Linked DNA regions of Homo sapiens: all the other regions are linked to region 1. A link is an interaction called in ENCODE POLR2A ChIA-PET data of the cell type or tissue named here. Cell type or tissue: GM12878. All regions are shown on one strand. Links, peaks and the distances in the headings refer to the core of each region. The heading gives the core; the rest is flanking DNA.

Region 1 (10,786 bases), core at 3,181-8,180:
GAGATTGTTGACTCTCCTAGAGAATGATTTACGTAAATTAAACCACTATCTGCCTTATTGTTCAAGCCAATAATTTAGAAGTTATACTTGATTCTTATCTTTCCTTCAACATCCCTCACATCTAATCCATCACCTTTTACCTCCAAATTACATCTTGAATTCATGTATTTCAATCCATTACTATTGCCACCACCACAATCCAAATGACTATCATCTCTAACTTAGAATAATGCAATAGTCTTTTATCAACTTTTCCCCATTTTACTCTTGTCCTAAAAATCTATTCTCCATGGAGCAAAAAGAATAATCTTCACAAGATACCAATTAGATCATGCTATTCCTTTGGTTAAAACCCCCAATAGCTTTCCACTGAACTAAGAATATAATCCACACACGTTACTCTGCCCTACAAGGCCATATATGATCTGGACCCAGCTTATTTCCCCAACTTCATCTTGAACCATTCTCACCCTTCCTGCTACACTTCAGCCATAATTAGTTTTCTTTCATTTCCTCAAACATACTAAACACATTCCTTCTTTCAGCTCCTTTGTATTTGTTTCCTCTGCCTAGAATATGTTCTCCCAGCTTTCCCCTTGACTGGTCTATTCTCATCCTTTAGATCTCAGTTCAAATGTCGCTTCCTCAGAGAAGCCTGCCAGGCCATCCAATGTAAAGCAGCCTCCCCCATCCCTTTCTTGTATCTTACTTTTCACAATCAGGAACACAGGTAGAGCCTTGGAAAGACCCTGAGTCAGGAACATGAGTAGAGTTTTGGAAATATAACTGTAACAACAACTGTTACATGGGTTGTGCTTTCTTATGCTTTTTTTTTTTTTTTTTTTGAGATGGAGTCTCGCTCTGTCGCCCAGGCTGGAGTGCAGTGGTGCGATCTCGTCTCACTGCAAGCTCCGCCTCCGGGTTGGCGCCATTCTCCTGCCTCAGCCTCCCAAATAGCTGGGACTACAAGCGCCCATCACCACGCCCAGCTAATTTTTTGTATTTTTAGTAGAGACGGGGTTTCACCGTTTTAGCCAGGATGGTCTCTGTCTCCTGACCTCGTGATCCGCCCGCCTCGGCCTCCCAAAGTGCTGGGATTATAGGCGTGAGCCACCGCACCCGGCCTGCTCCAGGCTCTGTTCTAAGAATTTTACATGTATTGTCACTTTATTTTCTTAGCAATCCTAAAGACAAGAACTGTAATAACTATAATTTTACAGATGAGAAAACTGAAGCACAAAGGAGTTGAATAACTTGCCCAATGACACATAGCTAAGAAGGGGTGGAGCCTGAATTCTAAACAGGCAATCTGGCACTAGAATCCATGGTATTAAACATTAACTTTTTTGGAAGAAAGAATCTGTTTGTTTTGAAACAGAGGGTAGGAATTAAAGATAAATAAATATAGAGTAAGGAAGAAGTGTGAAATAACTCACAACTATTGTCCTTTCTCACAGAATAGATGTTCAAGTCATCTATGATGCCTGATGAAATTGGCTAGAGGCCAAGTTGAGGAATTAAAGAGGTATGGATTTGAAATAGTTCCTGTTTCAATGGGGAATGGGTAAAATGACCACCAGGTGGTACAAAGGGGCCACCTGAGGCTGAAAATCATAAATGTGTAATGGTGCCATCAACAGTTATGCATTTTTCTTCAATAGCTTTTGACAGCCCAGGCACAGAGAAAACCAATTTTAGCTTTATGTAGGGTTAATGATAGGATGAGTAAGCATAAAAGAGGGTCAAGGGGTGAAAGAATTAAAGGTAGTGATAAGAGTGTGGTTGAAATGTCCAACAGTACGGTCCTGGCTGGGCAAGACGAAAAGGAGTTTAAAAAAAAAAAGTATCAAAGGACAATAGGATAACAGATTTGGGAAGAAAAATAGGTGTGTTTAGAAAAAATCTATCACAATCTTAATCACTGGTAATTCTGAATAACAATAAATGACATCTGAATACTAATTCTATCTTAATTATATTAAGAAATTATTGCTAAGTCTTTTTAGATGTGTTAATGGTATTGTGGTTATCTTTTAGAGATAGACACTGAAATATTTATGGAAAAAATTATATGATTATCTTGGGTTTGCTTCAAAATAATATAAAAGAAGTACTGAATGGGATTTTCAGCGGGCAAGACTGGGCATGGGTTGTCACTTACTGGGACTGGGTGATGATTACATGGGGTTCTGGCCAAATGTGGCTATCTTAAAAAGCATCTAGAAGAATCCACTTTGAAAACATGAGTCTAATGTTGAAATATTTATTTCCTACATATCATCATTGCTATCCACAGCATTGTATAGGTATGAAACCATAGGGTCAGAATTCTAAATCCAATGTTAAGTGCATACACCAAGAATGCCCTGTTTATAAATCAAGCTCTTCAAAAAGGACGTAACCACTGTAGGTTGCCAAGGAGCTAGCTATAAAATTTCAAGTCTAGCTTAGCAAAAAGTACTCTCTAGTAGCCTGAAAGAATTTATACTGTAAAATATTTTCATTTTCATGCCTTTTGGAGGGTCGGCAATTGCCAAGTGATAGCACCAGCATGTAACTGTAGAAAATGTAGAACTTTGTTACAAAACATGAATTATTTATATATACACACACATATGTGTTTGCAGATGCATATATATATATATATACACACATAATCAGCTAAAATTATTCTCACTTATAAAAATGTACAAGAGTAGGTGCAATGAATTACAAATTATTATATTTAAGTTATTTGCCAGGTAACCCTACTAAATACCAAAAACTTTAAATTTGAGAATTTAAAATCTCAATTATCTATATAACACAGAAGTACACTCATAACAATTTTCTGATATTAGTAGATGTTAAGACTATTCAGTAATCTTTAAGTTCAAATGCAGACTTGAGTAATGGTGTTTTCAATACCTCAAATAAGTATCCTGTAGAACTTTTTCAAGGTCAAAAATGAAGCTTCTCAAAGATATCCTGTTTCCATCGTTTAAGACAATCTTACGTGTATTAGTACTACATCTATGTTTCCATCCTTCTGTTTATATCCCTTCCATGAAAATCTGCCTCAGTCTTCTTGGACCAAAGGTCACAGAATAAAAACAATAGTGCCCTTCCTAATCCCCAGTGATTTCCAAACTATTTATGAGTAGATCTGAATTTACAGTAGTCTGGGAGAAATGCATGATGTCAGAAAGGCTTTTTAAGTTTATCATAAATGAAGTTATCAATAATTACATGAAACATTGTCATCAATTATACATGAAATAGAATAAAAGGTAGTTGTACAAAATAACTGCTTAGAGAAGCAAAAAATAAAAAATAAAAAGTAGGTAGAAGCACTGAGAGCCTTACTGCTGAACTCTGCAGAAGGCGCCTTCAAATAAATATTTCAAACCTTCATATGAATATTTTAAGCATGACAACTACACATAAACACACAGCCAAAGTGCTCAAATCCACTCAAGAAAGACTATTAAGTCATCAACTTGCTCCTGACAGGATCCACTGAATATGGCAACAGTGAGAAGTCAGGAGACAGTTGGAATCATTTCAAGACTGCTAATTTAACTTGTCTTAAAACCAACCAATGCTCAACGTGTCATCATCAATGTCATCTCATCGCAGTCTGAAAAGCCTTCGACCTAAAGCAAAAAGGTCCCCAAGTGCCACCCTTCTTGTCTACTGGTTGAAAATCTAATTGGTTCTGCTGACAGGCTTGGGAATTGGTAGGAAGGCTGTTCAGTTAATCTCCAAGGGCCAGCAAAAAGCTCAGTATCCATCTCTGAGCTTTGCTCCCTGGCTGTCGTAAAATGACTCTGATGGCAGTGCAAGCTCTTATGCTTCAGCTGTCTTCTGACTTCTGTTAAGTCAAATTCAATAAAGTTTGTCACTCAATAATCTGAGAGCTACCCAACAAAACCTCTTTGATCAATAACAGCTTGCCTGCTTGCACTTGGGAAGGTGACCTATTAAAGATTAAAAACACACCTGCTGCTTGAAGCAGAGAACATCATTTTTTACTTTTAAATGAAAATTCATCCATTAAAATCAGTTTAACTACTAGAAGTGTATACAAAGAAACAGGAAGGAGATGAAAAGAATAGCTCAGATATGATGCTTTCTTGATGTCTGAATAAAGTTTGATAGTTGTATGCTTCTGCTATATTTGGCTCTTACATAAGCCATCTATATCCTATTTTTTTCATTTCAGTATCACACACTCATTTATTCGTTGCCTGCGAACAGACAAAGCATTGGTATTGTAATATTAATTCAATCTTCAATCAAAACAAAGTAATCTGTTGTCCAATATCATCTACCTTCCTGCAGAAGTCACGAATGCTCACTCAGAGAAAATGCACTATATTCTTTAAAGCCACACTCTTCATTTAAGTGGTTTTCCTTCCTCACTCACATAAATCAGGCAAGCCTGTGACCAGGTAGAACTCCAGGTAACTTCAAAGTGAGGAAATATGGCTCAGTGAGCCCATCGTGCAGTATAAACTATTGGATAAAATTAGATAAACATCTGTGCTTACATTCCCACATTCAAGCCTCCCATCTTGAAGATTAGAGCTTTTATAGTTTGAATTATTCCAAAATAATTTACAATTGAATCAGTATCATCAAGATGTTGTGACTGTTTTTAAGAAAAAGATTACTGGATAACTCTTTTTTAACTTGTTTCCAATAGCAGAGGACAGCATACATGGGGTCTCTTCCCTTACCTAAGGAGTGTGTGTTTAGGATGCATTTTGTTGGCAATTCAACAATAATAATTTTGAAATGTGTTATCATATTACAAAAGACACTACATAAATACAATGAGATTAAAAACTCCTGCAGAGCCACAGTTATGGGTCAATATTAATAAAAGTTTCTGCTAGAATGTGACTTTGAGTTTCCTGATTATCAGCTGCTCTCACCACATAGCAGATGAATTTCCCTCTAGAGACAAATGTGTCCACCTCTGAATGTATGTATATCAGTCTCTTGTGTGGGTATTTTTCACAAAGTTTAAACATGTTTATTTTGTAAGGCACTAATTTTATCCCATGACATTCACGGCACTATCACGTAGGACACATGTGACAAGGAGATATGGATTACATCTCCAACAGCCCCTAATAATTTCATCATAGTCTCTTTGAACTCTGCAGCTTTTTTTCCTGATCTGAATTAATCACTTCTCCCCTTCATTGGCTATTATCTCCTCAGTTTTGTGCTTTTGGTTTTCTGGTTTCTATTTGAAATGTCTTCATCAAAGCAGCTGCATATAGAAACATGAGCTCATTTCTGCTTTCGTTTTCTCCTGATTTGTGTGATATGTGTAGATCAAGGTTTTTAACTCCTGTATGTAGCAACACATAAAGTTCAGAAAGGCCAACCTAATCTAATTAAGGCTTTCTGACTAAAATAAGGTAATTCCCCATGTCAGTTGAACCCTGGGATGAGGTGACTCAGTTCAGAGGATATCTTAGTTTGTTCAAATATATAGTTATAATGAGGTTGAGCTGAGGACAAGAAACCTTACTGCTTGTGATCAAGAAATGATCACCTTTTCTGGTGAATCAAAAAAATATATTGTTAAAGGTTGTTCTATTAGTATATATATGGCTTGTAATAAAAAGCTTTTAAGTCATCTAAATCAAATGACAATTGTAAAAAAAAATGTGGGTTTTGGAATATTAAAATTAGAGACAACAAAGGAACAAAGTAGTCACTAGAGCTCTTCTTCCATGGGGAACAATTGCTTGGCAGATAAATGCAATTTTTAAAGGTCTAAAAGTTGGTACGTGACTAACTATCTTAGGATGTGTTTGTAAAAATACATTGCAACAGGGAATGACAGGAGCAAACTTGTGTTTTTCAAAGATCACTCAGCTGAATATGGAGATTGGGTTGGAAGAGCACAAGAATGAAAGCAGGGCACCGGCAGGGGGCTGCTGCACAGTTCAAGAGACAGAAGATGGCAGCTAGGACAGAAGGGAGCAGAGTGACAGTCAGATTTCAAGGACAATCCACAGGACTTATGACTGGAGGTCGGGGGAGAAGAGGTGTCCAGGCTGACCTCTGGGTTTTTGAAGTGCACGGTTGGCTGGATGGAGAGTTTCCACCCTGATCTAGGGAAACTAGAGGGAGAGCAAGGGACAGAGAATAGGCTGTAATTCAGTTTTCAGCATTTGCTGAAAACATACTGGATGTTTTGGTGACATGGGATGAATGCCTGCATGTCTGCTGTGCCTCTGCCTGGAGTCTTCCCTAACTGCACAGTTGGCATCTCTCATCTTTCAGAGCCCACTAAAAGGCTACTGCCTTTGAGAGGCCATCTCTCTATGGGTCCCCCTATTATTCTCATTCTGGAGATCCTATTGTTACTTAAATTATAGGGTGTGGTTAAAAAAACACATTACAATACTTTAAAAATATTGACAAGAAATTAATCTGTATGGTATACCAACTCAAATCATGCCCAATGCCCCTCAAATGTAATATTCCCCAAACCACATCCATCATCTCACCTAAATGCCTCCAAAACTGTACCCTCCTCAGTGAACTGCATCATCATCCTGCCAGCTACCCAAGGCAGAAACCTGGGAATTATCTTGCGTCTCCATTCTCCTTTGGTTACCATATCCAAGCAGTCACCAAGTTCTAGTAATTTTTTTCCTTCTAAATCTCTCTCAATCTGTCTACTTTTCTTGATTCCCCTGGCCATAGCCGTAATTCAGTTGCTAATCATCTTTAACCTTGATTATTGCTCTTCCCCGGCCCCAAATGGTTTCTCTGACTTTGGACTTACATCTTTCTAATTCATTCTCTATATACCAGCCAAATGCAAACCCCCTGATGTGAAAGTCATCTGGCATGTTAATGGAATAGCAAGGAAACCAGGCAGGGCATAGTAATTCAACCTGTAATCCCAATGCTTTGGGAGGCTGAGGTCGGGGGATCACTTGAGGCCAGAAGTTTGCCACCAGCCTGGGCAACATAGCAAGACCCTATCTCTAAAATAATTTTTAAAAATTAGCCGGGTGTGGGGTGCACCTGTAGTCCCAACTACTCAGGTGGCAGAGATGGCAGGATTGCTTGAGCCCAGGTGAGCTATGATGTCACCACTGCACTCTAGCCTGGGCAACAGAGCAAGACCCTGTCTCAAAAAAAAAAAAAAAAAAAAAAAAGCAAGGAGACCAAAGAGCTGGTTAGAGTGAATAAGGGTCAGTAGTAGCAGACTGGGTGGTGCACGGGACAGTAGTAGCAGACTGATGATGCAAAAGAAAAAGAAGCAAATTGCTGGTGTGTGTGAAGCATACTGAGACAAGACTCTGGAGGGGACACAGCTTTCTGCTTGGAACATCTTTCACTCTAGAGTCACAGGACTTGCTACCTCTTTGTGGCTTTCAGCATTTTATTCAAATGTCTCCTCAATGAGGCTTTTCTTGACCTCTGTATTTAAAATTGCAACTCATTTCTCTCAACTCCAGCAGATTTCATCCCCTTCCTTGCCTTGTTTTTCTCCAATGCACTTATCACCATCTGTTATACTCTATATTTTATTTATTTATGTTCTGCTTATCTTGCTCATAAGAGTATAGCCTTCATGAAGGCAGAGATTTTGGTCCGTTTTGCTCTCTGGTGTATCTCCAGCATCTTCCATGTGCCTGGAAAACAGGCACATTCAATAAATATGTGCCTTCGACAAATATGAAGAATGCAATGCAACTGTTCCCCAGTCACAGTATCATTACTGTTGGTTTACTTCTCCGTCATTCTCACCAGACAGGAACTGTATTTCAGTCAGTTTTGTGTTCCTTACACTTAACACAGTCCCTGGCACAGGGAAGACACTCAAGTTTCCATAAACCCATCTCTCTCTTCCCCTGTGAAACACTTACTGGTTCATGCTATCCTCTTTGCCCAAAATGCCCTCTCTTCTGTTTTTCACTTTCAATATCTAGTCCAAATACAACCTTTCAAAAGAAACTATGTGTGATCTTTTTTCTAAGAATTATTTTAATTGAAAAGGAGAAATGGGAGAAAGAAAAGCATTATAGGTTTTCTGGAAACAAATTATGTATAGCCCCTTCTACATTTGTATTTATCTATTTTATAGGGCTTTTCATATTCTGCCTTGAGTTATGCTTATGATTTCTGCCTTTAATTAATATTTGTCTTATCACTGTTATGGAATAACAGGTTTTTAAGACTGTTAGACATCATGTAATTGAACCTCTTCATTCCATAGAGACGGACGTGAAAACCAAGGGGATCACATGACTAGTGACAAATTAGAACTCCACGTGCTTCCTCCAATACTCTTTAAGGAGTCAGACTGGCTGATATGGACTTAATCTCCCTATGTCTAAGATTTCTCCTCTGTAAAAGAGAAAATAAACTCCTAAGGATATCATGAGGGTTAATGAGATGATATATGAGAAGTACTTAGAACAATGCTGCTAGTAAGTGCTCAGTAAATGTCAGCCGTTGGTATAATTATTACTACTGATTCATCTGTGAGCTCCTTGAGAGCAGGGGATGTGACTTATTCACCTTTTTATTTCCTGATGAGTTAAACACAGTGCTTTGCATATAGCCAAAGGTAATATTAAATATTAAATATTTTAACAACTGGCACAGCATACAGTCCTGACCAATCAGAATGATGTTGCCCTGGCACTAGATGAGGGTCCTGAAGTCCTGCTGCTGTGCTATTCATTTTCCTTTTATTTTCTGGGTCACAGGGAGATCTGGAGGTTTCTGGAGGAGGATCTAGGACTTCCAGAGCCTGAGAGGTGGGGTATGGCATTCAAGAAAGTGCCATTTCTCTACCAGTAAGGAAATATTTCAGTATTTTAACAACTGGTATCCTTGTTCTGCTGTATACCAGCTGACTGCTGCATATAGTAGACAGGCAAATGCTAATTACATAAATAAAAAACAAACATAAGAGTTAAAATTTTCTGTCAGTGACATTTCCATGTTACCAAAATAATGTCAAATACAGAAATCTTTTACTGCTCCCCAAAAGACTCATTGAAATCTCATGTAAATTTAAGAGAATACCATAGATTCCTATATTCTTCTACCCATTCATCTTTTCCTTTCACCATTACCCATATTGCCAGACAATGTATCTGGAAGAAATGTGTATGCAGACAACAGAAATTGTAGACTGGCAAAGACCTATTCAAGTCTAGAGAAAATCTTGACTTAGGCTTTAAAAGTCAATGACGTTAATGAGTGAGAGAGAAAAAGAGGAAGGAAAGGAGGGGGATTGAAAAGTAAGCTTAACAATAATTAAAATAGTCTTACTAGTTATCAGTTCAATGAGTTTTTATATCACTTTTGAGTCCCTGTTATAATTTAATAAACATGTTACTTAATAAACTCTGCATTTAAACTCCAGAATCAACCTTTCATCTGCATTTGGCCAATGTTGATTTTTTGGTGGGCTGGTCCAAATGCAAGTAAGCCATTTTCTATTCATGGACCTTTTAATGATAGGAACTAATAAAGTATTGTGCTGTATTTCCAAAGTTATATAACTACTAAATAAGTATTTAGTCCTAAGAATAGGGAAATATCCATAACTGTAATATTATTCAGAGTGAGAGGAAATTACTGCTACTGAAATTCCGTAATCACTACTTCCTCAAAGTTAACTCTCCTTTTTGCCTTTTCAAAGTGCTGCATTTAGTCAATAAATACACCATTTCTGACAACTAAAGCTATGGTGATGAGTGTGATGCTATCTTTATTGATTGGCAGGGAGATACTGAAAATTTTCTGGAAACCTTTAACTATTAGTAACACATGTTGACAGCTACTCCCCTTTAAGACAGCAATATATGCTGGTTATTCTATTGCCCGAATGATTATTCCCATAAATTAACTTTCTCTTTTGTTTACTATTATCAGGTTTTGATCATTCTAATGATAACGGCTTCCTGTTAGGTTTAAAACACAATTCCAGTGCATAAAAGTTAAGTAAAAGGCTTTTAAAATTTAAAATTACATATGGTAATTACATTTGACATCACATACATAGTTTATTAGAAAGTTACCCAGATGATATAGTTTGGATGTTTCCCCACTGAAATCTCATGTTGAGATCCACAATACTGGAGGTGGGGCCTGGTGGGAGGTGTTTGAATCATGGGGGCAGATCCCTCACAAATGGCGTGGACCATCTCTTTGGTGATAAGTGAGCTCTTGCTCTGAGTTCACACAAGAGCTGGTCATTTAAAAGTGTGTGGCACCTCCCCCAACCTCATTTGCTCCTGCTTTTGCCATGTGATGTGCCTGCTCCCCTTCACCTTCCACCATGATTGGAAGCTTCCTGAGGCCTCTCTAGAAGCCAAGCAGATGCCGGCACCATGCTTCCTGTAAAGCCTGCACAACCATGAGCCAATTAAACCTCTTTTCTTTATAAATTACCCACTCTTAGGTATTTCTTTATAGAAGTGCAAAAATGGCCTAATACACCATGCTTAAAGGGCTGAAGAAAATATTATTTAAACTCCCTTTTGTGGGTGTTCCAGAACACGAGTTCTTAAATTAAAACTGCTAGGAATAATGTGACTTACTTTGTAATTTCTTCATTTTTTCACTATTAATTGTAGTCAAAATTGTTCTGTATTCTCCTAAAAGTATCTGGGTAGATACTTTTTTTTTTTTTCTTTTGGGGACAAAGTCTTGCTCTTGTCCCCCAGTCTGGAGTGCAATGGCACGATCTCGGCTCACTGCCACCTCTGCCTCCCAGGTTCAAGTGATTCTCCTGCCTCACCCTCCC
Region 2 (10,786 bases), core at 3,702-8,701, 92 kb before region 1:
GGGCAAGGAGTCCAAAGGCAAGCCTCTCTGTCAGCAGGGAGAGCAATGTCAGTCTCCTGAGACTTTCCAGTGTGAAGTATTTCCAATCTCCTAAATGCTGCTAGGGAGGGGTGGAGAGGAGCAGCAGGATGACACTTGGGAGGAAGTGAGAAGAAAAAGATGAAGAAAATCTTGGAGAATCTTTGAGAGAAAATGAATTACTGAAGAAAGTCAGTTGAGTGAAAAGTCCCCTGAAGAACTGTCTTTACAGACTTACGCTATGGCCTTTGGCATGGAAGGACTTGTACAAAAGAGCCACATTTATGGAAGACATGTTTTCAGGAGCTGGTTCATTACATCACCCAGCGCCATATTTACAAGGGCCTGTTGGAAAAAATAGTCAGGTTTCAGCACCAGGAAAGGCTGGTCTGCAGATCAAGGGATGTTGCTTCCACTTCCTGGCACTATAACTCTTAGAGTTGATCCTCTTTTTCTTTGCTCCAGCACCTGTGCAACTCAGAGCCAAATGTGTGGCCTAACTCTAACAACCACAAAAGACCCTGTTGCGTATGTTTTCTCTACTGACCTCTATTCCTGGCTTCATCATATTTTCCTGGCTTTCCAATTTCCAACTGCCCTCACTTTCCCATTCATTTTATATGATATATTCTATGTGTCATGGTAAGAAGCCTCAAAATCCCTCTTTTGGAATAAGGCAGGTTTACATAAACAAGAAATAAAATAATTCCAGTGAAGGCTGCAAGTTGAACTAAATTGGGCCCATGGGGAGGACACCAAGCAGACAAGCGATGTTCTCCTATTGCTCAGAAAAACAAATTTCCTGAATGCTCAAAGCAAGCATTGACCAAGATCTCCCTGCAAAAACAGAGCCACAGGACTTTTTAACCCAAATCTCTGCTTGAACCACCAGGCACACCCATTTCTTCTCTGAGTGAATAAGCAGGTACTGTGATAGCTTTCTTCCCCCAGGGGTGGGTAGGAAAAATCAATTAGGTCTGCTAATGAAGGGCTTTGTTGAGGTTTACAAAAGTGCTATAATGCAGACTTTTTTTTTCCTGGGTGAACTTTCCTGTATGCAAATTAAATACCGTTAAATTACATTCATTAAAAAAATAAAAGAGACTAATTTGCCTACTTGTTTTGATTAACTAAAATGACACATCGGCCTACAGTTCTGTCTATTTCAGGAAGAAATTATTTCAGGAAAGTCTTCTAAATGAAATGTCTTGCAGAAAAGGACAGCTGACATCTTTATTCTGAGAAGAACAAAATTAGTAAAGAGTCAGCTGACAACTGTTTTTGATTAAGTTCCCCCACACTCTGGCCACACCCTCCTTAGAGTTTCCATGGCATCCAACCGCATGCCATAATGTGCCCAGTACACCTGTAGAGTCGTATGAGTACATGACTAATCTATCAAGCAAAACATATTATTTTGTTAGTGGAGGTAATACTTTTTATAAAATAGTCTCAGGGAAGTTAAATTATATAACTCAGAAAACCTATTAATAATTTTTAGTAAACATCTTAACACTATATACTTTTATACAATTTATAAACCTGTGACTCCAGGTGGTCAGGCTGAAGCAAACATATGTATTTATATTCTAGAAGCAATTTTTTAAATAAAAAAATTCGACAGCAGTATTTAGGCTGCTTTATTTTTAGAACTGGACAGGAAATAAGTTTTGTGGTTTAAGAGGTTTTTTTAAATATTAAAATGAGCATGAGAAGAAAAAATGTCAACAGTATATTAAAATATTACCTTAAGAGATAAATTCAGACATCCTGCTCCCCACCCCTTACTTTAGGTCAGATTTTGATGGTTCTTCTGGACGGCACTGTGTTGTCCAATAATAGATTTTATCATTCTTCTGTGTCACCTCAGTGTAATAAAGGAAATCCAATCACATTGAGTCGATATGTCCAGGATAGTGTTCAACACAACGGGCCAAATCGTGTTCTCTGAACCGCACCCACCTTCTGGAGGACTTCAGTGGGAGGGACTGGGTGCAAAGAAAGCCTTAATGTGATTTCTGATTAAATGAATACAGAGTAATTGCCTCCAATCCCCTTGTCTAGGCAACTGGACTTCCAGAGCTACAGGATATATGTTTGTGGCTAAAAAGAAACCGGAATTCTAACTCTAGGTTTTCTTCTCAAATAAAGCCCCGTTCAGAGGTAGGGCTCCATTTCAATTTTGTTTCAGTTGATTTTTATTCTTAAAAAATATTTTTATATAATAGTAATTTAAACAAATTATATACATGTTATATGTATGCATCATATTGTTAAAAATATCAGCCTCCTCCTGCAATTAGCAATTATTTATCAGTAGTTATATATATATTTTGAGAGTTGGCATGTTGTTTAAGCAAGAAGATATTTCAAAAATAATAACACTGTGATTCACAAAGCACCACTTTCTTGGTTTATGTTATCTTTATTTTCGCTGGAATACCAAAAATGAGGGTAGGAAACTATGAGATTATAATATAAACCCTATTCATTTTGATCTCTCAAGTTTTTTTTTTAATGCTTAATGTGGCAATATTTGCTAATTTAAGGCTGCAAAATATTCTTAAATGTGCTTATTACTCATATGAATTGAGAAGATACCATAGAGGTACTATAAACTCTGTTAGCAATGCCAATTGTTATGTTCGTGGATGAGAGGCCTTTATTTCCAGAGCATGTAAGGAAATGCAAGATGACGTTCACCAAATCATTTTAGTTTTTGGTGACCCAGAATGGTTTAAGTCGAAAAAACATAAGCTTTGAAGTCAAATGAACCTGGCTTCTAGTGCTGGTTCTAATATTTGGGGGCTGCGTGTCCTGGGATAAATTAATCTCTCTGAGCTCCATCTCTAAAACAGAAGTAATGATACCTATTTGTTAGGCTTAATGGAGTATCACGTGTGATGGGCCTGGCACACAGTAGGTGCCCAATTCACGTCAATTCATTATCTTAGTGTATAATTCAGGCAAAAGCTTTGGTAGGGTGAAGAGGTGGGTAAAGTAACTAACATGAGGTTTGGCAGTTACACTTTATTTTCTTTTCCTGCTGCTTAGAATTAATTACCTGAACCGGGCACAGTGGCTCACGCCTGTAATCCCAACACTTAGGGAGGTGGAGGCAGGAGGATAGCTTGAGCCCAGAAGTTCAAGACTGCCTGGGCAACACAGCAAGACCTCATTCTCCACAAAAAGGAGAAGAAAAAAAGTTAGAATTAATTATGTGAACATTTATACTGTAGAATTTAAATAACCAAAGTTATCAAAGAACTTCTGCCCTTCATGTATATAAATGTATTCTAGCCAAGGCAAAATCTGTGCCCCACAAGGATAGGTACTAGACCTATCTTGTTCACTATTGTATCTTTAGCACCTGTAATGACATGCCATTAATATTGGTTGAATTAATTTTAATTTAATTCCAAAAAATACATATTTGTTGTGCTGCTACCCAATCTGAGGCACATATAGTTTACTTATGACTCATCAGTAGATGGAAGTACAGCCGGCATTGGAAGAAGAAGCCTGGACACAGGAAGATGGCCCGGGATTTCCGTGTTATTAACCATCTATGGTACAGGCTGCACAGCCCACACGAAGCTTCACTTATTAGTTACTCAAGTCAGGGATTGTATTAAATAAAAATAATGTTAAACCAGGGGTGTCTCCTTTAAAAAGCACAGGGGATTTACCCATTTTTGGAGAATCCTAAGTTCAAGATCATGATCCACACTGTGCATACTTTGGGGATAAGATGCTTACAGAGAAATGGGTCACCAAACATTGGAATTTTCTGCATAGAACTGCTAGATGTTTACTAAGGCAGGGTGCTTGTGCTGGGCACATTAGTGATTGTAGCCAGAGAGGGTTGCTCACCTTCAGGAGTTCTACTTTTATTCATTATAATTTAGAAGAGGCTTAGCATCAATAATAACTCAGTATACCATGTCTCTCTCCTATTCCTAGGTCATTGTTATCACAAGTTACAAACCTTATGGAGTAATTATTATATGTGGGCAGTTGAAGATTTCTTTCTTGACACTAAAGGGGCATTGCCAAAAAAAAAAGAAAAGGAACATGTTTCACACTATTTTAGAATAAATTTGAGAACTGGACAAACCAAATGATCCCATTTCTAATTTATCCTTTGTTCTCTTGGGGTACAGATAAAATGGCATCTGTAGGGAAGAGCAGCTCTCAGGTGTGGGGGCTTTGAGTTCGTAGACCCAGCAATGCAGTTTAAGGATCAAGGAGACTTTAGGGAAAACTACCCATGAATCTAAGAAAATATTTGTGACTTAAAAATTTTTACCTCAAGTCTTAATATCTTTCCAGACATCTCTGTTTAATAAATCTCAGATCAACATCTAGCTTTTCAGAGTCAAGTTGGAAAACTCAAGAAGACATAGGCAATCCATCTGATACATTTTAGGGAGATAATAAATAAACTCAAAACTGGTTGACATGCTTCTGTGATATAAAGATTCAGAACCAATCCATTCATTGCCTCACATACTAAAACAAATAGAAATAATATAAAATTAAAAGGAAATATCAGGAAATGCTGTTTTTTTTTTTAAAAAAAGGTAAAAATCAGAATCTTAGAAGCTTAAGAGACTAAGAAGATTCAGTTGGATTCATTAAATTCAGAAGCCAAGAACAAAAAAAATAATTTTTAAAATGATAAGAATAATATACAGGCCAATACTCAGATGCGATATGCCATTGCCAGGCCAATTTTCAATTACATTTCACTGATGTATTCATTTGTTTCTTAATGTGCTCATCTTGCCCATTAAGAATAATTAGCAGCTTTACTAACAGATTTTCTGGCTTCTGGCAATGTTTCTCCCCCTTTTTTTGTTGACATCCACTTTTACTTCTTAGAAAGTAATTTTTGAATAATATCCTACAACTGCTATATAATTTAGACTTCCTAAAATTTTAAAGGAAAGATGTAAACAGTAATTTTTAAATAAGTTTGTTTCAATCTATATGCATCAATAGTATGTGATTCAGTGAATTAGTTATTCTTACAGAAAGTGGGCATGCAAATAGAAAAAAAAATCATTCATATTAACCTCAGTCAGTAAAACAGATGACAACGAATGCCAATTGTAAGCTCTGTTAGCAAATCAAGAATAACATTAGTATTAAAAGCAGGAAAAACACATTGCCAATTTTAAGGCTTTATGCATGCTTTTTCTCTTAATTAAAAAAAATTAGATCTGGTTACAACAGAAAAAGGCATACAAACACAGAACAACTGCATGGTAAAAACGGAACTCCATCAGGAAAGTCCTAAGAGATGAAATAAAACACACTACCAGTTTTGGTCTGCATCCTGAAAAGACCTACTTTATCTACTTTGTAAAGTTCTTCCCCTCCTGCCCTTTGGCACCCCGCTATATTAAACCCATTGTAAAACCCAGCACAATAAAGCACTCTCAGGGCTGAGCTTCTGAGGACCAAATGTTAAAAATCCATTTTCTTGGGAGGGGGCTGTACCAATCATTTCTTTGAAAGGCCGGCAGAATGAATACAGAATCTGAGATTTCCTCTCTGATTTCAAAAGCTGGCATGGCATCTTTGTTGTTTAAAGCAAAGGTGTGTTAATTAATGACATTAGCATTGCTTCCCTTCTTTGGAAGCTCTGTAGTTTAGCTCAATAATAATTTTAGAACAATTAGACTTACATACTGACTACAGATGTTTCCCATAGTTTGATAAAAGTTCTAATTGGTTTCTGACGCTATTAAATAAGACACCTGCTGACTTGAAAAAAACCTTAGGTTACCGGGCCCAAGCTGAAAGTTTCTGTGGCTAAAATAATCTTCTCTTGTCCAATAATCCTGCTCCCCCCACCCTCTAAAAATTCTCTGGGGCTGAGCTGGCATACCTGAGCTTCCTCTTGCTCTGTATTCCCTGACATAAGGAGGAGGAGCACAGTGAAATGATACATGGATACATGCACGAAATAACTCAGAATAAAGCAGAGTGAATGAAAAAACATCTGCTCATCTTCAGGAATATTTTGAAAAACTTGAGACAGTCTCAAGAACGTGATTAAAATCCTGCATTTAAAAAAAGGAAGCACCTTTTGTGATCTCCTTCCCTTGTGTGAAAGGCCAAGATTGTGATTGGCTGTTTTTCCTTCCTGAATTTTTTTTAAGTCTGTCAGGCAATTAGCTGGGTGGGGCTCTGTAGAGCATACAAGTGTTACTGAACAATATTAGCTACTGTGCTTCTCGTTCCTCCTTTCTCCTGTTTGAGCAGCTTGATGAAGCTGCTGCATATTTTGAAAAAATCATATGGCAGAAGTCGAAAAAGAAAATCAGAAATAGATTGTATGTAAGATGCCACAGAAATCAAAACTGCTTTGGCAGTTTAGGAGCTTAAAATTCAAATAAGTAGATTGTCTCCCTCATAATGTAAATGTAAGGCACACCAAAAAAAAAAAAAAAAAAAAAAAAATCCAAAGCAAACATATCTGCCACTTTTCCTCTCAGTTTCTAACAGCTGTTAACTGCCCCTGAACAAATCAGCTCGACTGCTAAAGTAGCTACATTTATGCTTGCTTTCTTAGTTAAAGTACAGTTCAATTTTCATGAACTCTGTGTACATATTAGTAAAGCATAATCTAATGGAGTTTGAACTGCAATAGCATAGCAGAAAAATAGAGATAGCTTGTATAATCCTAAATAAAATCCTAAATAAAAGGAAATAATGAAGAACTGACAGCTGTTCCAGTGGGGGATATAGGTACCCTCAGCAATTAGACCAGGCACAATATTATACAGTACATACAATATCAAGTGTATAAATGTAATAACAAACATGAAGCTGGAAGTTAATATTTGCCAGCAATATCCAAATACAATAAATACCAAATAATTTGTTTTACACTGGCAAATTCCAATGGAAATAAAAGAACAAGAATGCTTGAAAATTATTATGAAACAAATTTTCTTATTGCCTCGGGAGGTCCACAAAAATAGGCTCCTTTCATGAGAGATGTCTATAAAAATCTATGGAAAGAAAAAAACCTACGGAGTTGTATGCAAGGAATTCATATATTTCTACTTTTTCTTAATTACTTATCATGTATGTAGGGGGGAAACTCTCTTTTAATACCCCATGCTGTCTTTCTTTATATCAATTGTTACTCAGCCAGGAAAAAGGAATGAGCACAACAAACCCGTTTTCTATCTGAATAAGGATACTTCTGATGGCCTTTTCATTCCCATCAGTTAACAGAACTTCTTTGACATCTGCAGAAATAGCAACCTGAAAAAAAAAAGGGAGCACAGCAAACAATGAGCAAATATGCTTGTCTGTGTGGAAGTGAAGACAGGAGTGACAAGCCTTCAGTATCATGCTTCCTCACCTATTTCTCTGTAACAATCTTCAATCTTTTTTCATTTTATGTCTGCATTATTTTAATCATTCAATCAAATCAGTCAATACTTTTATCATTCCATTTGCGGGAGCCTCTATCTTGCTATCATTCTGTTCGGTAATTGCATTGTGACAGCGGATGATGGTATTCTGAGAGGCTTTCATTTGTGGGCTTCTGTTTATCTAGTAGAGCCATCATACAAGGCTGTCACTCTGCCTTTCAGCTTGCTTCTGTCTGACTGCCTGATGCCCTTCATATAACTTTGCATTGCAGGCAGATGGCTTTGTGAGGGTAATTTTTTTGTGAGCTTTGACATGCTCGCACATTGGGCTGTAACCTCGACACATTGTATAAGAGCGACAGGTTTGTCAAATGCCAATCAGTGTAACAATATGCTTTTATTTGTAGAGACATAAAAACTTGTCTAATGCACTGTGCTGCTACATAATATCTCCTGAATACATGACTCAGAACCCAGAGAATGGGGAACGACGTTCCTGAATGGCCAATCTAATTCAAAAGAATCTAATTACTGAGCGCTCTGGATCATGTTTGTTGGTGTAATAATGCAGGCAAAACATTAGCAGCTATATCATGGTGCTCCAACTGTGATTCGCCGGGCTATTCCTGTATCTTAGCAAATGGGACTATAATCTGAAAAAAAAAAAAAAAATGCTTTCGCTATGGCAAAGAAAGACTGTGCGAGGCCTGGAATGTCACAACAAGCAATATTGACTACACTGAGGTAAAATGTTTCTGCTCATCGAGGCAACCATAAAATCAATATGATCCGAAAGTAAGTCAATCTAGAAGGTCTCTCAAGACCCGGCAGCTTGACCGCAGCTGATGCTGTTGACGGTTCTCTGACCCAGCAGTTGGAGGCCCTGGAACATTTTTCCTTTTGTTCCTCCCTCTGAATGGGATTGGAATGGAGAAAAGACCTACCATGAGCCCAGCCAAGCATGTCATGCCACCCCCTAGCTCACACACAGCAAGGGCCCTGAAAGAGAGAAAAGAAATGGTAGAACCCATACAAATTAGATGAAAATGGTCAGAGAGAGATATATGTTACAAGAACAAATTGCCATCTGCAGTAAGAACGGCGCTACCAGGAAGTTGTAGAGACATGACTAGGCTACCTCATGTCGTTTTGCGTTTTAAAAATAATTATGAAATAGAAAAGTCACAAAGCAGGCAAATCAGTGGGGGTTCCCTCATTAGTGTTCACTGCAACATTACCACCGCTGAGCTGAAAAATCTGAGAAGGTTCCCTTTTTTTCCCTTGTCAATGGCGCTGTCTTTTAGAACTAAACTAGCTAGAGTAGCGAAAGAGAAGTGTTAGGAAAGGATAACACTGTTAATCCACATTCATTCCTTCAAAAACAGTTAGACAAGTAAATGAAGAATATATATGAGTGTGTATATACCTATATTATAGTTACATACAAACAACACACACAAAATAAATAGATGCAATCCTGAATTTTAAAAAAAAATTCTTAAACAAACTGAAACATTTTGGAAAGCTGAACAGTCCCCATAAAGAACAATTACACAAAGAGCATTTAGCAATTAACACTTAAATCACAATTGACCCCAACACAACACAGTGAATAAACAATGCAGGGACATAATATGGTTAAGCCAGCAAACCCAGGCTAAAGTAATGACTGGGCTCTGACTTCACAGCTCAAAAGTAAAGCGGCTCAGAGTTAAAGCTGACAGTCTAGGGTGGCACTCTGCACTTACCTTCCCCTTTGTGCCTAAATATCAGCCCTTAACGTGTGACATTCTCGCCCTGGCCCACTGCTCGCTGATTGGAGCTCCAGTCAAGCTTAAGCACAGCGAGATGAACAAATGCCAGACTTCCAGGGCAGCTCTGCAGCCCACATTCAAAATTGCCCTGTTCTTATTTATATGCTTAGACTCTTAGGATTGTTTCCTCTTCCCAGTTTGGGAAGTTTATTACCTCAAGAGGAGAAAAAAAGCAAAATTAAAAGAGAGGGAGAGGTGGGAAGAGGGGGAAAGGGAGGAGAAGAAGCCAAGCAAGGACATTAATATTTCAAAACACACTTAATGAGTGTTTGGTTGTTTAAAGCAATTGTAGACTGGTTGGTAAATATGGACCCATAGAGCTTAAAAAAATACATATTATTGACCCAATCTTGTAAGTACATACGGTTAAAACACACGCTATGATCACTAGCGGCTTATCTGCTATCATAATGAGCTATTCAGGAAGTATATATTGAATGACTTTTATAAAATGAGAATTAAAATGAAAAACCTATATTTTCTGGGTCTACCAAACATCTTTAGAATTTTCAAATAAAGTTTTTTTTTTTTTTCCTAAATTCCATCCATGGGTTCGATCTGTAATGCACACTAACAGTTGAAAACACTTATTTCCGTAGCATGAATCCGTAATGGTAATTTATAGTTCACAAATACATATTGTTAGATATATAAAACTACCTTTAAAACCAGGGGTGGGATGGCATCATTAAATAATAGCTGTGAGGTATTTATCTATCAGACATTCTGTAGTGACTTCCCCAGCAGAAGTTTAAAGAATGTCTTTATTGGTTTTTTTTTTTTTTTTTTTGACCTTCACAATCAGTAAGGATTGATTGGAGCTTCACTTTTGTTTCCCCCAAATCAAAGTGAAATAAAATGCCTTGAGTGGAAATCAAAAGCCTTTGACATATAGCAAAAACCTTGCTGTGCAATATTAGTACCCAAGGCAATTCAGATTTCACTTGAGAAGCAACATGTGTTCACTGTGAACTTTTTCCCCTCTTTCTGTTTTCCTTTTCTTCCTGTTTTTCTTTTCTTATATTTTTTTCTAACAATTTAATTTGAAGAATATAATCATGGCAATTTTTAATATGTTGATTCAATATCCGTGATGGGCTAAAAAATATCTTAAGTGCAGCTCTGTACCTGAATATATTATTGTGCTTGAGGCAGTAGTAAGCCAAAACCTCTTCAGATGGCCAGATGCCTAGAAAACACAAGAGGATAAACCTTTTGATTATAGAAGTCATTCTTTTAAGAAACGGCTTTTAAAAATAATGTTCAGTACAAGCTATTTCAACTTCAATCAAACAACATTGTTATTACTTATAATATGTCATGTCACGGGTGTCTTTTATTGTTGTTATTTTTATAGTGGTGAGATTTATAACTCTTTCCCAAGGATAATAGAAAAATATCCTAAATAAATTATACTAAATTTTGATCACAAGATAGCCAAAACAGTAACAACCAAAATCACAAATATCAAGTTAAATTTTGATGGTACTTCACATAGATCTTCATCTTGTGCACATAAAATTAATTAGTATCAGTTGAAGACTTGCTTATATATGC
Region 3 (10,786 bases), core at 2,857-7,856, 160 kb before region 1:
GGTTCAAGCGATTCTCCCAGTTCAGTCTCTGGAGTAGCTAGGACTACAGGCGCACGCCAGCACAACCAGAAAATTTTTTTACTTTTCATAAATACAGGGTCTTGCCATGTTGCGCAGGCTGGTCTCAAATACCTGGGCTCAAGTGATCCACCTGTCTTGGCCTCCTAAAGTGCTGGGATTATACGCGTGAGCCACCACACCTGGCTGGTAATTTATAATTATTTTATAAATGCACTGGCACATTTCAAATGCAAGCTATGTGTGGGCGGTCATTTTGTCTTTCTCACTTGGCTCCAACATGTAATAGGGTTTTTCGTGTTCAGTATTAGATTCCCCAGGGTGCCTAGCACACAACAGGTAGAGGCATACCTCAGAGATATTGTGAGCTTGATTCCAGATCACCACAGTAAAGCCAATGTCACAATAAAGTGAGTCACATGAATGTTTTGGTTTCCCAGCACACAGAAAACTTATGTTTACACTATACTGTAGTCTATTAAGTTTACAATAGTATTGTCTTCAAAATGTACATCTGTAATTAAAAATAGTTTATTGCTCAAAAATGCTAACATTCATCTGAGCCTTCAGTGAGTCACAGTCTTTGCTGGTGGAGGGTCTTGCCTCGATGTCGATGGCTGCTGACAGATCAGGGTGGTGGTTGCTGAAGGTTCGGGAGGTTGTGGCAACTTCTTAAAATAAGACACTAAAGTTTGCTGTATCAGTTGACTCTTACTTTCAGGAAAGATTTCTCTGTAGCATGCAATGCTGACTGATAGCATTTTACCCACGGTAAAATTTCTTTCAAAATTGGAGACAATCCTTTGAAACCCTGCCCCTGCTTTATCAACTCAGTTTATGTAATATTCTTCATTCTTTGTCATTATTTCAACAGCATCTTCACCCCGAAGTAGATTCCATCTCAAGAAATGACTTTTGTTGATCTCTAAGAAGTGACTCCTCATCCACTCAAGTTTCATCATGTGATTGTAGCAATTCAGTCGCATCTTCAAGCTCCACTTTTTATTTATTTATTTTTTGAGACAGAGTCTCGCTCTGTCGCCCACGCTGGAGTGCAGTGGCACAATCTCGGCTCACTGCAAGCTCCGCCTCCCGGGTTCATGCCATTCTCCTGCCTTAGCCTCTGGAGTAGCTGGGACTACAGGCGCCCACCACAACACCCGGCTAATTTTTATATTTTTTAGTAGAGACGGGGTTTCACCATGTTAGCCAGGATGGTTTCAATCTCCTGACCTCATGATCTGCCCGCCTCGGCCTCCCAAAGTGCTGGGATTACAGGCGTGAGCCACTGCACCCGGCCCAGGCTCCACTTCTAATTCTAGTTTTCTTGCTATTTCCACTACATCTGCAGTGACTTCCTCCACTGAAGTCTTGCACCCCTCAAAATCATCCACAAATGCTAAGATCAATTTGTTCCAAATTCCTCTTAACTTTTATATTTTTACCTCCTCTCATGACTCAAAAACGTTCTTAATGGCATCTAGAATAATGAACCCTTTCCAAAAAGTTATCAATTGACTTTGCCCAGATCCATAAGAGGAATCACTATCTATGGCAGCTATAGCCTTGCTTAAGGTATTTCTGAAATAAGACTTGAAAGTCAGAATTACTCCTTGATCCATGGGCTACCAAATGGATGTTGTGTTAGCAGGCATGAAAACAACATTAATCTCCATCAGAGCCCTCAGGTGACAGGTGCATTGTCAATGAATATTTTGTCAATGAGTATTTTGAAAGGGATGTTTATTTTGAGCAGTAGGTCTCAACAGTGGGCTTAAAATATTTAGTAAACCATGCTGTAAACAGATGTGCTGTCATCCAGGCTTTATTGTTCCATTGACAGAACACAGGTGGAATAGATACAGCATAATTCCTAAGGGCCATAGGGTTTGCAGAATGGTAAATGAGCACTGGCTCTGGCTTAAAGTCACCAAAAGCTGCATTAGCCCCTAAAAAAAGAGTCAGCTTGTCCTCTGAAGCCAGGCATTGGCTTCTTCTCTCTAGCTATGAAAATCCTAGATGGTATCTTCTTTCAATAGAAGGCTGTTTCATCTACATGGAAAGTCTATTGTTTAGTGTAGCCACCTTCATCAGTGATCTTAGCTAGATCTTCTGGATAACTTGCTGCTTTGCCTTGCACTTTTATGTTCTGGAAATGACTTCTTTCCTTAAACCTCATGAATCAACCTCCACTAGCTTCAAACATTTCTTCTGAAGATTCCACACCTCTCAGCCTTCATAGAACTGAAGAGAGTTGGGGACTTGCTCTGGATTAGGCTTTGGCTTAAGGGAATGTTGTGGCTGGTTTGATATTCTATCCAGACCACTCAAACTTTCTCCCTATCAGCAATAAGGCTGTTTTGTTTTCTTATCATTCCTGTGTTCACTGGAGTATCACTTTTAATTTCCTTCAAGAACTTTTCCTTTGCATTCACACCTTGGCTAACTGGTACAAGAGGCCTAGCTTTCAGCCTGTCTCAACATTTGACACGTCTTCCTCATGAAGCTTAACCATTTCCAGCTTTTGATTTAAAGTGAGAGACATGCAACTCTTCCTTTCACTTGAACAGTTAAACGCCATTGCAGGGTTATTAACTGGGCTAATTTCAATATTGTTGTGTCTCAGAGAATAGGGAGGCCCAGAAGAGGGAGGGAGACAGGGAACAGCCTTTCATTGGAGCAGTTAGAGCACCCAGAACATTTATTAAGTTCACCATCTTATCTAGCTACAGTTTGTGGTGCCCTAAAACAATTACAATAGTATCATCAAAGATTACTGATCACAGATCACCATAACAATTTAATAGTGAAAAAGTAAATATTGTGAGAATTACAAAAATGTGACAGAGACATGAAGTGAGCACATGCTGTTGGAAAAATGGAGCCAATAGACTTGCTCAAAGAATTGTCACAGACCTTCAATTTGGAAAAAAAAAAAAATGCAATTATCTCCTAAGTGTGATAAAAGTATGTCTGTATTGATTAGATCAGTGAATAAAAATGGAGGAGTTTGGGCCCCCACCACTCCTCCCTTCCCCCGCAGTGGTACCTGAGGTAGCCCTGCAATGTTCAGCCTGGGGCAGAGGAAGGTGAAACATTGGGATCCACCCCAGAACCTCATGGGAGAAAGTCCCCTGCAATGTATTACATATTCTCTAGGGCCAAGCTAAATGTCTGACAACTCTCTGACAGTACCAGAGAATTCTAACTCCCTGAGGTGGCCAATATCTCTGGTCCTCATAATAGAATGTTTTTTATCTCAAATACTTCAGAAGTTAGCATGAACTGGGAATTCAAATTATGTCGTTCAGCTCTCCTATGTTACAGAAGAGGAAACTGATGTCCACAGAGATTAAGCAGCTTGCCTACAATCACCAGCTTGGTACTGGTAGAGTCCAGGCTGGACTAGGTATTCTGATTCAAGGTTCATTGTTCTTTCTCCTGTAGCCCACTTTCTCTGGTGTCCTCTCTCAGTAGCCTGAGAGTGATGTGCCTCTGTAATAGGTTCAATTTCTGAAGGGTAAATGAGGCCTGTGGTACTTGCATCCTATTTTTGTGTTTTTGAAATGTTAGTCACTATGTAACTCACCACATTTTAGGCAAAACATTGTATCAAAAGTTAAACGTAAGGACGCAGAAAAGTACCCCCAGAGAATAGATCTAGAACTGCATGAGTTATCGGTTGCTCATCACTTAGTTAACAGACTGCCCCAAATGTAGTTGCTTTAAAACACCACCATTTTTAGCTCATGTTCTGTGAGCAGGCAATTTGGGTTGAGCTCAGCTGGGCAGTTCTTCTGCTGGCTCACCTGGCCCACTCACACAGCTGCAGCCAGAGCTGCATCTCCCAGGGGCTGTTTGGTCCTCGTTTTCTGTTCACTCCCAGGAAAAAAGAGTTGAGCCTGCAATACTTTATCTGGTAAGACAAGTCTGCGACTGAGACAACCAAGCAGGCCAACCCTCGCTGTTCCTGGGAGAGCCACTGCCGTTCAGTGGCTCATGGCTGAATAATGGGGGTGACTAGGCCACATGTCTCCACTGTCTAGCAGCACAGCCTGGGTTTTTTCACATGGTAGCTGGGTTCCAAAAACATCAAGATAGGACAAACCTCAATGCACAAGTGATTTTCAAACCTCCGCTTGTACTCATGTTTACTAATGTCTCCTTGGCCAAAGCAAGCCAAGCCAAGTTCAGAATCAAGGAGTGAAGAAAGAGTCCATTTCTTGATGGAAGGAGCTGGAAAGTACTGTTGCTATTCCCCAACCCCACCAATCTACCACAAGGGTAGAGCTGGATAAATACCTACAGTATCATATTCATATTGAGATTATTGTAACCACTGATGGTTTATCTAGTCTCTTGGGGGTGAGGGTGTGTGTGAGAGGACCCAGAAGCAGCACCTGGCTGTGAGGTGAGGGAAAACCACTAACAGCTGGCAGAAATGCAAGCTGGAGACTCAAAACCTCTGTCACCCAGCCCAGAGCCGAGGTTCTCATCTTATGGGGCAGAAGGTGGGCCAACCAGGAGTATCCCTGGAGAGAGGAAAGATCTCTGGACACTCAGAAGCTGTGAGCGGCTTCATTCTCCTCCAAGCTGCTTCATACTTGCTCTCGCTTGGCATCATGAGATGCTGCTTGAGAGAGAGACAGAGGGACAGTGAGAGATCCACTCAAAATGTAGGCTGGATCAGGGATGTGGCCTCTGCTCCTAAAAATAAAGCCTGTGGAGGAAAATGAAGGCTAATGTACCTGGAGGTGGAACCATAGGTCAGGTGGGCAAAGCTTTTAAATGTACTGCCTTCTGGGTTGGGAACAGCATGGTGACATTCCCTGAAGCTCAAGGAGAGCTCGGCCATCAGAAGGCAGACTGCAGATCAAGACAGTGATGGCCTGAGCTCACTTTCCGACCTAGTCTGACAGTCACATCGTGTTCAGCTTCTACCTTTCTCACATTGGTAGGCTGCAAACCATCAAAAAGTAGAATTTCATATACAAAGCCGAGTCCTTATTCTAGATTGCACAGGTGATGCCCAGACAACAAGCCAACATTTTCAGATCCCACCGCCCAGCTTTCACCATGGACCTGGCCTGGGATGGTGCGGCCTCGGTGCCCACCGGGAAGGCAGAGTGGCCCAGCGTGGGCGGCAGAGGTGAGGGAGGGAACGCTGCTCTGAGGCCTTTTTCTTGTAGCTCCAGACAAATTAAAAACCTCCTTACCAGCCATTCATTCTGAGGAGGCCTCTTCCTTCCTCCACAGGGGGGCTGCTGTGTTGGAAGCCGATCGGATTCAGGGAGGCTGGGCCTCCCGGAGCTCTCAAGGAGGGGGAGCGGCAAGAATGGAAAGAGAGAGGCCCTAACCCTGAAGAGATTGGCAGGCAGGGAGTGGGGGCAAAGTGCAGCCCAGGTCACTGGGAAAAAAGAAATCTCAAAGTAAGGGAGTGGGGGAAAGTTCCACTTTCAGCCTAATTATGAAAGAGGCCTCGGTAGAGAGGGGCGGGGGAGCCCAAAGAAGAGAGAAAAGGGAAGTGAGATGTTGCAGAGAGCAGAAAGAGATTCTCAGGGGGCACAGGCTATTGAAGGAACGCAGGCAGGGAAAGGTGCCGCCTCTTCAAACGTGGGTCTGTTATAACTGATTTTGAGAGACCTGGAAGCATGTTCGCCTGGGACTCCCAAAGAGGGAGGGCAAAATGCCCTATTAAGGGTGGGACGAATTGATTTCCCAAAGAAGCACAGCACCATTTCCTCCAAATGCCCTCTGCAGTCCTCCTTAATCTGCCCTGGAGGCAGCAGGTGACCTCTGCACAGGCCCCTGGAGGCGCCTTTGTTCGGGGGCATTCTGCGGCCCGCCCCGCCCCCTCCCCTTGCACCTGGGCAGCAGCCTCAAAATGCACTTGTCCACCCTTGGCCGGCTCCCGTGGTGGGATGGCGGATGCCTTTGTATGTGAAAAGCCACGAGCCCTCCAACTCCTGTTTTCCCTTCGGCTTGACACATTCACTAATGTATTTCCTGTTCACTCCCAGGAGAAAAAAAGAGTGCCTGCAATACTTTATCTGGTAAGACAAGTCTGTGACTGAGACTACCAAGCGGGCCAACCCTTGCTGTTCCTGGGAGAGCCACTGCCATTCAGAAAGCTTGGCTCTGCCCTCGAATCCCCAAGTGTTCCCTGCCGGGTTCTAATCCAAGCCCTCTGAGGTTTGCTAATTTAATTGTGTAATGGTCCACACCTGAGACATTCCCTGAACTATCTTTAGGACACTACTTAGCCTAAAAGAAAGACAAATAAGAGTATTAAGACAGGGACTTAGACATTGAAAGCTTTTACCATCTCCAAAACATCTGAGTCAAGCAGAAGAAAACGGGGTGGGAGGATGAGGGGTGGCCTCAAAGTCAGAACAAGCAACAAGAAGTAAATAAAGTTCTTGCTAAGTGAGTCTGAAATATGTATTTAGCCCTTGTAAATTAAATAACACTGGTTTTTAAAGAGTGATTCTCCGAACATCTATTATTCACATCAGTAGGACAGACGGTAAGCCACTGTAAGATTTATAGAAACTAAAAGACTTCCCATGCTAAAGGTTAATGAAAGTGTAATTTGAATCATGAAATCTTTATGTGTCGGCTCAATTTACACCGAGGGCTCATTAAGGATGCGTTTGGTACAGCGGGCGGCAGGTGACGTCACATTAGTATTTAAATGGGCGGGGCCAGGCTGCTCTGCATGTAATCCTTTAAAAATATAACAGCCTCTCTCTTTCCTTCTCTGTCTCTCCAGCTGTAACAACTTCACCAACTGTCTGGGTTCCACCCCGAGGATTTCACTGAGAGAACACGTTAGAGGGAATCAGGAAGCAGAAAAAAGGTCACAAATAAGCACCTCAGGAACAATGAAAGCTTTTCTCTATGCAGCAGTGGGAGAGTTGCTAGAAAAACTGGAAAGGTATTAATCAGAAGTGGCTATAAATGCTCTGGAGTTTTGCTCTTATAAAACTCCTCAGAGAAAGTCTTGAAGGAAATGCAGGTCAAAGCCCAAAAAAGCTCTTGATCAGAGATTGCTGGAGGAAAATCTTCCCAGACGCCGTTTAATAGGCAGCAATCACCCCAGGAGTGGGGAAGCCAAGTACGCTTGAAACATGGTTGCAATTCCTAATAGGTCTTGTCACACTTAAGGCACTGCAAGCTCCATCCAACGAACAGCTGAAGCTAGCTGGCGATTCATAAAGCCAACAGTTTAAAGTTTATTATGATGAAAGCACTTAATGACAGCCATCGCTAGGGGCCCATCATTTATAAAGCTGTGCTGAGTATTAGACATGTAGCATGACCACCAATTTTATGTCACAATTGCTACCATAAAATGACCTTTGGTGATTTTTGCTGCATGTGGTGGACAGCTCTTCCTTCACATTAGTGCTCTGTGGCTTTCTTTGCAGACTATTATGCTGTCTAAAGCTTATTTGGCACTGTCGTGAGCCTCAACCCTTGCTATTACCCCGAAGGCCTGTCTTAAAAAAAAAAATCTCATGCTCTATTACGCCACTCCAATAATTTACAGTTCTTACCAGCCTTGGTTAGCGTAATATTTTAATGCAAATATGCTTTACCATTGGATTTTATTTTAAGCACACACACACACACACACACACACACACACAATTTCCCATGCTTCTGGCTAGCAAAATATCCATTTTATGGGAGTTCACTGAAATCGGCCTCTTATTCTCTGGTCAGGTCTCACTGATTGAGCACTGTTTCCTCTGGGTCAGTTAAAACATCACCAGAAAAAAAAAAAAAAAAAAAGGGTTACTTAAACTTCTGTTGAGATTTTTTTTTTTAAGATCCTATACATGATAAACCCACTTAAGGCAGAAACACCAATTCTTATTTCCCTGCATCCAGTCGCAATGCAAATTGACATTTGAGTAACATTATTTAATTAGGCTTCCATTTTTCCACCTTCTTTGTGTAGTTAGGAAATGTTTGAATACATGCCAGTTTACTGCTCCAATGTAAACTGCTGCTAAGAAAGTGGTCTGTCCACGCTACACCACCTTTAAATTGTGTATATAATTTTATAAATGATATAAAATCTGCTTCTAGCCCTGAGGAAAAAACAAACCATAAGCATGGCACACTGCAATTTTGGAAGGATTTAAAATATGTGATTTCTGCTGGTACCTACTGTATTGGGTTTTATATAAAGCTTTTTTCAATAAGGTAAATTGTTACATGACAAACTCATCTTCCACCATTATCATCTGCTGTTTGTGTTTAACAACAGGAGTCCCGCTCTAACAAAACTGTTGTAATGGCTGTACAAATTACTCAGCTGAAAGCTTTTCACCAAACAAAACAGTATTAATCAGCAGTTCTTATGAAGGTGCTAATTAAAAACAATTTTCTTCCTCAGTTTGCAATACTAAAGCCATCTTCACTTGCACAGTTTCCAATATACAGCTACTGTATTTGCTCACACTTCAGGCCCTCTATTAACTATTGAATCTCCTATTAGCCATTTTATTACATTTCTGTTTACAAGCTTGTTGACATTTTAAAAGTCACGGTATGATCTGTTTTATCTGTTAAAAAATGTATTAATTGAAAAGTCAGGGGGACAAAAAAAGCAAAATACAGACTCCAAATGCACAGACTTCCAGGGCAGAGAACACTGTGAGCATTTAGCCACAGCCTGGAAGGTAAGCTCTCTGGGTAAAATGAAATGTGAGAATTAAAAGTGGCATTTCAGGCTTAATGGTTTGATAAACACTAACAGGATCCTTCCTAATTTGGAAGTAGTCCACTCAGGAAAACATATTTACCCTGCCTAAAATCAGCCTGACTTTCAAATCCATTTTTTCTTTATGGTATACAATCAACATAATTATGATGTTTCATACAGCCTGAACTCAGGGGATTTTGATCTAGGGTGGGGATGTACCTGGAATCTGGCGGCTGGAGCCCAGATCTCGGGTCTAAATAGCTTAATCTTTCCTGTGAGTGTGTGTGTGTATATGCTTGTACATATACTTTGACTCTCTCCCCTATGTGGGCATTCTGCCCCACCCCCAGAGTCCAGTGAGAGGTTCTTGCCAGACAATGCTAATGAATTGTCTGGCATAGATTGGAAACAAGTCAAATGCTGACTAAGCACAAAGAAAATCCATGGAAGCTAGGTTCCTATTAAAAAACAAAAACCACCTAACCCTCATGAGCAGGTTGCCCCACTTTGGTAGCAGAGAGATGGAAAAAAACACCACTACCTCCTGCCTCTGGTATTAAAACCAGGTTCTTCAGCTGTCAAAAGCAGTTAACTAGTTTAGGACAGACACCTGGCTGTTGAAATAGGGCTCCAGAGGGCAACTAATCCTTCCATTCACTCAGTTAACTGCTGGATCCCCCAAATTGATTCAACAGGTATGCAGTGGTAAATTCAGCCCATACTGAAGCCAAAGGGAAAATCAGCAAGGGGCGGGCAGCTCTTCTCTGAAAACACCCGAGGAACTAGCCAGAAAAGCTTTTATGGCCCTGACAAGTTTTCTGCTGAATACTGAGCACCTAAATTACCCTTCCCTAATGGAAGTTACATTTTCATGCTCAGTCAAAAAGCCAACAAAATACACAATTTATACAAAATAGCATCAACCTCTTAGGTAGTCTTTTCTAGCACTTTTATCCCAATTCATGGCATATGTCTTGCTATAAAGTAAAATATATTTCTTATAACCAACTTGTATGTAGCTATTCATCTCACAGCATTAGAACTGACCACGGGCAATATTAGAAACATTCTTTCATCCAACCAAATCTACTTAGTATGACAAAGGAAAATCATGAGTTTTATCAGAAGATAAAGGTACACAAAGAAAAGAAATATTATTCTTAGGATTTCCTAAGCAGACAGGCTTCCTTTCTGAAACAAACACATGCATAATTACATAGGCAATTATGGAATGGGCCATTTCAATTGCAATTGACTCATAGAAATAATCATAAAGTTCAAAAGAAATGTAAATGGACAAACTTTCAAAGCTGCTCTATTTCACTTTTCAGTATCGGCATTCCATTAAACTTCGGGAAAATAAAAACTAAAATTATTCAATAATATAGAACATTTCTTACAAACTTTCAAAGAACCTGGACTACAGAGATTTCCAGGTGAGGATCCCATGAAGAGCAGATCTAGGAAACCCTTAACATTGTATAGGAGATTCTCTAGGTTTTAATTACATAATAAGTGAATTTCCTTACTACGTATCTCTTGGTAGCAACAGTTCAATTCTGAAACACTGTTCTCAGATATTTAAAAAAATACATTCCTAGTTTACTTTTTAAAATATAGTATCTCCCAGAGACATAAACACTGGATTTCTCCACCCACAACACACAAATACAAATTGAATTCTTGCCAATTCACGTATTTTCTTGAGAGAAAAAAGAAAATATTCTCATAGTCCTGCTGTTCCATATTTAAAAAGAAAAAAGAATAGACCATCTTAGGTGCTACTACAGGGATGCGTTTTCTTTGTCTGGCAGAGTTAGTTGCAGGTTTTACACAGGAAATAATTTTGCTGTATTTTCACCAGTATAAATGGAATGGCTTGTGTTGCCTTTTAAAACATGCCAAATTCTAATTTTTAAACAAGAAAATATGAAGCCAGTGTGCAACCTATACAGTCACCAAAGGAGAGCTGCCACTAGCTGAACTACTCAGCTAAATGGCTGGTTTGCATTGCCCTGGTCTTTATCTAGCACTGAGAATAGACTGCTGTTT

The links. ChIA-PET counts read pairs that join two places held together with the same protein. Peaks named below come from ENCODE experiments on the same cell type or tissue, not always from the same donor. Only the 100,000 strongest peaks of a DNase experiment are listed, where the experiment ranks them.
Region 2: POLR2A ChIA-PET joins it to region 1 with 6 read pairs; 4 of 35 experiments call an interaction of 5 or more read pairs at or near these places.
Region 3: POLR2A ChIA-PET joins it to region 1 with 6 read pairs; 1 of 35 experiments calls an interaction of 5 or more read pairs at or near these places.

What each region holds. Positions count from the first base shown.
Region 1 is chr2:44,611,326-44,622,111 of GRCh38, reverse strand. All of the region lies in intron 3 of CAMKMT (calmodulin-lysine N-methyltransferase), which reads right to left. Among named protein-coding and RNA genes, the nearest start is that of CAMKMT, 250 kb to the right of the region's middle. In GM12878, for the core only: no CTCF peak of the experiment used is centred there; a DNase peak (open chromatin) is centred at 5,301; H3K4me3 peaks cover 567 bases; H3K27ac peaks cover 1,234 bases.
Region 2 is chr2:44,703,915-44,714,700 of GRCh38, reverse strand. It overlaps CAMKMT (calmodulin-lysine N-methyltransferase), which reads right to left. Exons shown (of 11, transcript NM_024766.5): 4 at 10,358-10,418; 5 at 8,360-8,414; 6 at 7,239-7,302. Among named protein-coding and RNA genes, the nearest start is that of LINC01833, 230 kb to the left of the region's middle. In GM12878, for the core only: no CTCF peak of the experiment used is centred there; a DNase peak (open chromatin) is centred at 6,210; H3K27ac peaks cover 257 bases.
Region 3 is chr2:44,773,626-44,784,411 of GRCh38, reverse strand. No RefSeq gene overlaps it. Among named protein-coding and RNA genes, the nearest start is that of LINC01833, 160 kb to the left of the region's middle. In GM12878, for the core only: a CTCF peak has its summit at 5,249; DNase peaks (open chromatin) are centred at 4,371 and 5,541; H3K4me3 peaks cover 2,557 bases; H3K27ac peaks cover 2,536 bases.